Linked DNA regions of Homo sapiens: region 1 is linked to region 2. The links are chromatin contacts, found by Hi-C or POLR2A ChIA-PET in ENCODE. All regions are on one chromosome and are shown on one strand. The core of a region is the stretch at or near the end of the contact, and the rest is flanking DNA. Distances in the headings are between cores, read along the strand shown. Region 1 has its middle 120 kb from the start of LINC00702. Region 2 overlaps LINC02669 (long intergenic non-protein coding RNA 2669).

What was found. Hi-C counts contacts between places; a loop is a spot of excess contacts on that map. ChIA-PET counts read pairs that join two places held with the same protein, here RNA polymerase II (POLR2A). Pooled maps may share reads with other maps.
Region 1: a map of B cell shows a loop between it and region 2 (4-fold over the local background). The contact joins two enhancer-like sites. A Hi-C loop is called at or near these places in 3 of 168 maps with a recorded cell type or tissue (B cell, CD14-positive monocyte and endothelial cell of umbilical vein), 16 of 37 single-sample maps with no recorded cell type and 14 of 50 pooled maps. POLR2A ChIA-PET finds 5 or more read pairs at or near these places in 3 of 52 experiments (AG04450, activated CD4-positive, alpha-beta T cell and activated T-cell).

Annotation. Positions count from the first base shown.
Region 1 is chr10:4,126,335-4,130,648 of GRCh38, forward strand. No RefSeq gene overlaps it. Among named protein-coding and RNA genes, the nearest start is that of LINC00702, 120 kb to the right of the region's middle. RefSeq lists an enhancer at 1,451-2,090 and a silencer at 1,829-2,029. Within about 2 kb of position 1,842, at least 7 of the 41 ENCODE cell types and tissues checked have a DNase peak (open chromatin) inside an H3K27ac peak, as active enhancers do.
Region 2 is chr10:3,475,341-3,479,471 of GRCh38, forward strand. All of the region lies in intron 3 of LINC02669 (long intergenic non-protein coding RNA 2669), which reads right to left. The region is part of intron 1 of LOC105376360 (a long non-coding RNA gene); the gene reads left to right. All of the region lies in intron 1 of LOC124902538 (a long non-coding RNA gene), which reads left to right. Among named protein-coding and RNA genes, the nearest start is that of LINC02669, 25 kb to the right of the region's middle. Within about 2 kb of position 2,516, at least 4 of the 41 ENCODE cell types and tissues checked have a DNase peak (open chromatin) inside an H3K27ac peak, as active enhancers do.

The DNA.
Region 1 (4,314 bases), core at 592-3,091, 650 kb after region 2:
ATCTTGCTGTGTGGACTTGGTGCATGTATTGGGGAATAAACCTACTATGATTACATCTCTCTCAGAGTTGTTGGTTCTTCATACATTTTGCATGGCACATACCACCTGGAATAAAGACCATATTTGTTGGCCTGCTGTGACAAGCAGAATTCTAAGGTGCCTCCCAAAATTCCTCTCCCTGCTGTACAAGTCCTGTATCATCTAGGGCTGTGAAGAGGATCGGCTATCACTCCTGTGATTAGTTTTGATTAGAGGTAACATTTTATTTTTAAAAAGGGAGATTAACCTGGGTGGATCTGACCTAATCAAGTTGTAACCAACCAGTGGGTTTACCTCGCCTGCTGCCTAGACAGAGCCAATTTCTCAAGACAGGGGAGTTGCAATAGAGAAAGAGTAATTTATGCAGAGCCAGCTGTGCTGGAGGCAGGATTTTTATTATCACTCCAATCAGTCTTCCTGAGAATTCAGGGATCAGAATTTTTAAGGACAACTTAGTGGGTAAGGGGAAGCCAGGGATCCTGGAGTACTGATTGGTCTGAGAGGGAATCATAGGGAGTCGGAGCTGTCTTCTTGTGCTGAGTCAGTTCCCAGGTGGGGGCCACAAGATCAGATGAGCCAGTTTATTGAGCTGGCGGTGGCAGCTGATCCATCAAGTGCAGGGGCTGCAAAATATCTCAAGCGCTGATCTTAGGAGCAGCGTAGAGAGGGTTAGAATCTTGTAGCCTCCAGCTGCCTGACTCCTAAATCATGATTTCCAATCTCGTGTGTAATTTCTTAGTTCTACAAAGGCAGTCTAGTCCCCAGGCAAGAAGGTGGTTTGTTTTGGGAAAGGGCTGTTAATAGTTTTTGTTTTGAACTATAAACTATAAACTGGCCAGGCATGGTGGCTCACACCTGTAATCCCAGCATTTTGGGAGGCTGAGGTGGGCAGATCACTTGAGGTCAGGAGTTCAAGACTAGCCTGGTCAACATGGTAAAACCCCATCTCTACTAAAAATACAAAAATTAACTGGGGCCAGGTGGTGGGTCCTGGCTACTCAGGAGGCTGAGGCAGGAGAATCGCTTGAACCCGGGAAGTGGAGGTTGCAATGAGCCAAGATGGAGCCACTGCACTCCAGCCTGGGCAACAGAGCAAGACTCTGTCTGGAAAAACCAACCAACCAACCAACAAACAACAAAAAAACCACTATAAACCAAGTTCCTCCCAAAGTTACTTCAGCCTACACCCAGGAAGGAACACGGACAGCTTAGAGGTTAAAAGCAAGATGGAGTCAGTTAGGTTAGATCTCTTTCACTGTCTCAGTCATAATTTTGCAAAGGCCATTTCAAAGTGACCACTAAAAGGAACTGGGATTGCAGGGTGCAGAGATTCAAACACAGTGCTGGGACCACTCTCTTCTGGATTTGACTCATGCGTGAGAGGAATAAACCTATACATTTTACTTAGCCACCTGCTTTTCGGAATTTGTGGGCAAGCTAGATTTTACCGAATGCAGACTAACCTGCTCCAACTCAAACAAAGAACCAGCTTTTAAAATTGTGGTTTATTATATAGGTTGTAATGTTTTGTCTTCTAGAATCTGCAGACACAAACAACCCATACGCTTCATTCCACAATTCACAGACCGTGGTCATTAGCAAAAAAGGTCAGAGGGAAAATTCATGGGCCTTATCAGAAAATTATTAGCCTGATAGATCAATGCTGTGTTTGAAGTATTCTAATGTAATCAACTGCCTCTGCAAAGTGAACAAAAGGAGGCCATTATGCAAATAAGAACCATTCATTTCAGAGGAAGGAGCTTTGGTTTCCTGGTACAGAGTCAACAAAATGAGGAAGCTGCGAAAGCCCTGGCTCATGTAGTTAACCTTGGGTCACTGTACCCTCCAGCCTCAGCACAGTTAATCCATGAATACTTGCAGTCAACAGCCTCTAAAGGTCACCAGACTCTGAAGTCCAGTTACTATTTGTTACCAAGTTTACAATTCAGAATTTATAGGAAATAAATATGTAGCCTGCATCACTAATGTGCCAAGCTTTGGGACAGGTTTCTTTCTAATTAGATCTCTGAAGGATTTTCCTGAAGGAGTCCCTCATGCTCTTGATTTCATCAACAGGCACTGTGCGGAAGCCCCTCCACCATGATGGTTTTGCTCAAGAAACCTTCATCTTGCAAAAGACAAAATGACAACAAATTCCGTTCCAAGATGCCAATTGGCTTTATTGACATCCTAGAATCAGGCAGCACTATATTCTCTAAAATGGAATATGTGTTCCAATGAACTGAACACAGGAGATTGGCTTTACAGATAGAAAAAGGGCTGAAGAAAGAGAAACAAAGAATAAAAAGTGTATTGGGTGCTTCCAAGTTACTTTCCTTGTAAGCCACTGTGTCAGAGGCATTTGAACCACAGCGACTCCATCTTGAGTGAGGACTAGGAAAACGAGGCTGGGACTTGCTGAGCTGCATTTCCAGAAAGTCAGGCATCCTTAGCTTCTAGATGTTTATTAAGCAGACCCAGACTCGGGAGTGTCTAGATATCCCGATATCTGGAGAACAAAGGCATTCCTAATTTTGCTTTAAAGATAATAATATCGATTCTTGCAAAATATAGTAATTGAGAAAATTAATCCTTTATCACAAACCCTTGTAGCAGAGCTTATCTCTTCATGATCTTTTTTATCCTACATATACAAGTATTGTACCTAGGGTGGACACATTCCTCCTCTTACTTTCGGGTCTGTCCTACTCTGTCTGTGGAGTAGCCGTATTTTCACCACTTTACTTTCTTAATAAACTTGCTTTTACTTTGCACTGCAGACTCACCCTGAATTCTTCCTTACGCGAAATCCAAGAACCCTCTCTTGGGGTCTGGATCAGAATCGCTTTCCTGTAACAACTGGGGCCAGAAAGAAGAAACAATAGAAAAACTGATGAGTTCACATGATGTGACTTCAGATTAAGGATTTAAACACAGGGAACTTCATTATCCTGCCCATTGAAGACTAAACCTGTCCTGTTCAGGAAGTTAGGCTATCTCTCTCCTGGTTCCTCAGAGGGCAGAGAACTGCTCAGTTTGGGTTTGGGTTTGGTAAGCCTGGGTGACCCCACTATGATTTGTCTGGTCTGTTGCGATCGCAGGAGTTTAGTCCAAAATAATGGCCTCAAATTTTGTTGAACAATCTATACGGAAAGCAATATCCACCTCTGAACATTTCACAAAACACATCAGTGTAAAGTGTTGAGAAATCTTTTTAACTTAAAAAAAAAACAAACAAAATCTCAAGATTTCACAATGTTTTTTGATTCTGACATCTCTCCCTCTCCCACCTCCATCCCCTTCACTCAAGGTGCACCTATCAATAGCTTGAAAAACACAAGTGTGGGATAGGCTGTTTTGGATCATAAAGTTCTGCTCAAAGGGTGAATCCATTAGCCACAAGTCACTGGAGCTACTGTCTGCAATGACAAATTTGTTTCCACTAATTGAGAAGCCAGTAAAGGCATCAACTACAGATGTAAAATTTTCTTCATGTACAAGAAGGGGGAAAAAACAGTAACTCCACTGTGGCACTACCACTTTGCACTTGCTATTTATGGGATGGTTTTCTTCACAAGGAAAAAAAAAAGTACAAGTGGGAGCATTGGCAACTGTTAATTACAATGAGATAATGATCATTCGATAAGGAAAGAAATGGATTATGAGTCAAAAAATAAATATTGTGGAATCTGCGTGTAACACAATGTTTATTTTGGCACTTTGACTCTCCCACTAAATGATCTACGGGCAAAATTCAGTTGCAGACCTGCGATCGGGGGCTCCATGCCCCTATGACTTGTGCTGTCTAGATGGTGAGAGACGCTGAGAAGCGACCGCAGGAATCCCATCCTAGAGTGGTGGCCTCCTCTAGAGTGGTGAGACCTGTGACTGACTTATTCTAACCAATGCAGCGGCAGGGATGGCAGGTCCTTGTCTTGATAGAACAGCTGCTTCTGTGGCAGGGATGTGGTACAGCTGCCACAATATCATCATGTCTGTGATATGAGAGATCGAAATAGACACCCCTATATCGACAAACATGGACCCTAAGCTAAAGGGAACGGAGTTACCTATGTCTCAAAGGTTCAGAGCCTGGCTGGTGTGGCAAATTTCCAAATTTACACAGGTACAAAACAAACCACACTCGCTAAGCTCCCTCACAATGGTTGCTATCAGACCCCTCAAAGCTCTGATTTGCAACCCAGACCACTACCATTCTGATAGCTTTACAAACATTCTTTTCTGATAAACAATGGCAGACTTGAAGGCAGCTTC
Region 2 (4,131 bases), core at 1,266-3,765:
TGTTTAATTTCTGATCCAAGAGAATTTTCAGCTTCATTTAGCATTTTTATCTCCTCCACCCCCAGCTGTAAAGAAAAAAAAACAAAAAAAACCAAATTGGAATTGTAAGCAGTTGAGGCAGGAATCCAAGAGGTCTTTTCCTGCGATTCCAGCCCTTTCTGGAGGGTTCTGCCCTTTCCCCTTCAGGCATCTGTTCTGTCTTCTGTGAACCTGCTGCCCACACGGGAACGCTGTTTCTCATACTCTGGGCTCTGGAGGCTTTCACGTCCATCCGGCTGTGTCCATCCTGGGCACATTTGCCTTAAACATCACTTAAAGGGTTGCCAAACAAGTCAGTAATCAAGACAAATAATACCTTAATGCAATTTTAAAGTCAAAACTAATGCAAAAACATCCACTACGAATAAGATATTAAAATCTTAACTCAAGATGAGGTTATTGCCTCTATTCTATTTACACTTCCAAAGTCACTAACTCTGATGAATTGCCAATATCTAAAAACACATCATTCTGTATTCCATTTCTATGTTATATGTAAATTTCAATCTTATGTGCTTAAGTTATTCCTTTTATTTCCAGTATTTTATTCGTGTGTTTGGGGTATGATGGTGGGAGGGTCCTTTTTACACTTTTTATCTTTTGCTACTAGCTGTATGACATTCAGCAAGTTACATAGTCTTTCTTTTTCTCGATTTCTTCTTCCATAAAATGAGAATGAGTATCTGCCACACAAGGCTATTAGAAGGCTCGGTGAATTGGCACCTGTTAAGAACTGAGAGCGACACCTTGCAAAAGTGACTATTGTATGTGTTGACCTTTATTATTGCTGTTTTTGTTGTTGTTGCTGCTGCTGTTGTCTTTCCTGTTCTATTACAAGTCAGATTCCTTTGTGTCTCACCCGTGGTGTCTGCGGTGAGGACCAAAAGACTCTCCCACATGGTTGCCATATTTCTCAGCATTCATTCCCCTTCCACGCTTGGAATCGTTTAGCTTTCCATTCCTGCAGCAGCTGTACTGGAAGCTGCGTGTTGTCTGCTTTGATGAACATAGCCTGGGATGCTGTGGGCGCGAAGGCAGAAGGAAGCAGCTCCCGCCAGCAGGAGGGCCCTGCTCCACTCTTAAGCCTCCGAACCACAGCACTTTTAAGGAATCCACTCAGCTGTGTAAATTGAAGGATTCCAGAAAGCATCCTCCAGGGTGACGCTGACCTAAAATTCTACCACTTATCTTAGGCTAAGCATTACATTTTGTATTCAACCCTCTTTTCAAACGCCAAAACCTTTACTTTTTTCACCTTGGCATAAAATAATTTAACAGGTACCTCGCAGATGGGGGAGTAGTTGGGATGAGATACCCAGGATTTCAAGAGAGTAATTACCCAACTCTTCAATGAATACTTATTACACATCCGGTAAGCGTTCAGCTTGTACAGGGATCTGAAGATACGAGGAAATGAGCAACGCGGTTCTTTCCCTCAAAAGTTAATGGGTAAAGAGATACATGGGAGAAATGACAAAGTGTACTTGGGCTGAATTGGGCACTTCACTTCTCTGTGCTGTGGTTTCTGTACTCTGAGGACTTAGTGTAGAGAAATGCATAAAGACATTGATTCATTCCAGGTACTGGCACGTTACAAATCCTCGGGAAGTGTAAGCTGTTGTTCTTATCAACCATAGTAGTAGCAAGATCTTAAAAGATCAGTGAGCCGGGAAGCTCTCACAGCAAAAAGGGTGGGTGAGTGGGCATTGAGGAATGAGTAGGAGTTTGCCAGGCAAACAGGAGATGGGAGAGAAGAAGAGGATTCAGGCATAGAAAACAGCAATAGCAGAAGCAGAGACATGGGTAGAATAGGGCAGATGGGAGCCGCAGAGAGAGTGAGCCCAGTTTCACAGTAGGATTTACCCCACATGGACCCTCTGGTGACCACAGGGCCCCAGGACAGGCACTGCAGGACGGCTGGTGAGCAGCTCCATTTGTGGGGTTTTGGAAGCATCGCACATAAACCTACAGAGCCTTCTTTTCTTTCTCCTTTTCTTTTTTCCCCACCAGGGGCACATTTCTCTGTTTATATTTTCTCTCATTCTAAAACCATGTTGACAGATATGATTATTTACGAGTTCGTTAATAAACATTTACGGCAATTGATATGGAAAACAAAGTATGTGATCCATGATGAATCAGAAAAAACATCCTCACAATATATGTAACAGAGTGATATATAAATATAATGGACATCTTTACTTTTATAAATGAATGTGAAAATATTACAAAGTAACAATTATACATATATATTTCACAGGAAGAGAGTGCAAATGCCCAATACCTACAGGAAAATAAGGTAACTCATTGTAATTTATTTTCTCTCCTCTTCTGATGTTTCTCCTCACCTCTTTTTTTCTTGTGAGAGCTAGAGGATAATTCAGAATAAAGTCCCTGCTCTTCTGTGCTATGCTAGACTACAAGTATTTCAAAGGTTGAGGCTATGATTTCTCACAGTAACACCCACTGCATCTAGGGCAATGTCTCAAGTGGCGTAAACACTGAAACCTTTCACTTGTGTAACACATTTTTGTTGCTCACTTATATGAGTCAGCTGCTGTTCTAGTTCTTTGAGATACGTTGTTAAACAAAGGAGTCAAAAATGCCTGTCTTCCCATAGCATAGATTTCATCAGGTAGAATGAGGAAATGGTGGAAATGGACACAGAAGATATACGAGTAAGCCACACAGAATAGAGCAGGAGAGAAATTCTATTTATGTCCAACAGCAACTATTTTGTAAAATAATATTTCAAAGGCTTGGTGTAGCAGGGAGGTAAGAAGTTTAATCAGAAATGCTGTGACCGGATCTGAAGGTTAAAGCCAACATGTATTGATGATGTGAATTTGCTCACCTTAAAAGACATTTCTTAAAATAAAATGATTCTAAAATTCTAAATTTGGAGGAGGCTGGGAGGGTTCAATGAGCATCATAATTTATACTTCTGGGAAAGAGGATGTAGAAGTGAGAGAAGATACAGACCCAGAGAGGAGGGTTTCACTCCCAGTCTCAGAGGCAGCCTTGCAGCCTCATGTTTCTCATGCATTTGGAGGCATGGCCTTTATAAATCCCACTCATCCAGGGTGACTTCCGCCCCCATGAAAGTGGGAAAACATGGACAAACTACTGTTCTATCAGAAGCCCTCACAAAACACCCAACACTTTTTTTTTTACTCAAAGACATGTTAAATGTTTAATTAATTAATTCACTAATGAAGCCCGTAAGCTGTGCCAGGCATTGCTGGAACTGATGGGGGTTCATCCTTGAGTAACATGACAGCAACCAGTCTCCCTGGAGCTGATATTCCAAAAGGAACTTTTCCTAAGTCAAGGTTACATCTGAGCAAACTCAACATCTGATGATTCCTTTCCCAATGGCCCAACCTTCTGCCAGCTGATTATACTGAGAATCAACAGGTTTTGGGTTTTTCCCACTCCATCCCCTGCCTCTCACCCATTCTCCATGACTGATGTCCTGATCTTGTCCTGGGAGGCTGACCCTAAAGGATGGTACTAACCAGCTCCCTGGCTGGCTGCCTTCCTGTGGGGTTGGCCAATGAAAGTCACTGGCTGGAGACAGGAGGACGGAGAAGAGGGAGGATGTGGTATTTTCTCTTTGCTCTTGGAGCATTAGCGCACGGGCAGCCCCTGTGTCCATCCAGGGTGTTAGTGGCCACCGCTGGTCGGCTGCTTCTCCGTAGCTCCATGTCCCACTGAGTGCTGGCAGCTCCATTTCCTTCCTTGCTCTCTCCAGCCTTCCTGCTATTGCTGGGCTCAAGCGGCCCCAGCACCCCTTCAGAGACCCTTAGCTCTGCCCCAAAATCTGTAAATAGTCTTTCCATCAGTGTCTCTCCTCTGAAAGGTAAGAGTGCAATTCTGCTGCCTGCTAGGCCTCCGCCTGATAATCCAGCTTTGCACCAAGAAAGGGAATCTTGGTGAGAAGCAAGGAGATGAATGCATGCTCTAAGCATTAAAATCTCAGGCAAGGCCATGCTGATGTACAGCTCTTGTGGACAAGTGAACACAGAAACGAGAGTGTGTATGCGGAATCCATCACAGAGCATCCACAGCCTGTGGTGACAAGTTCCCCCG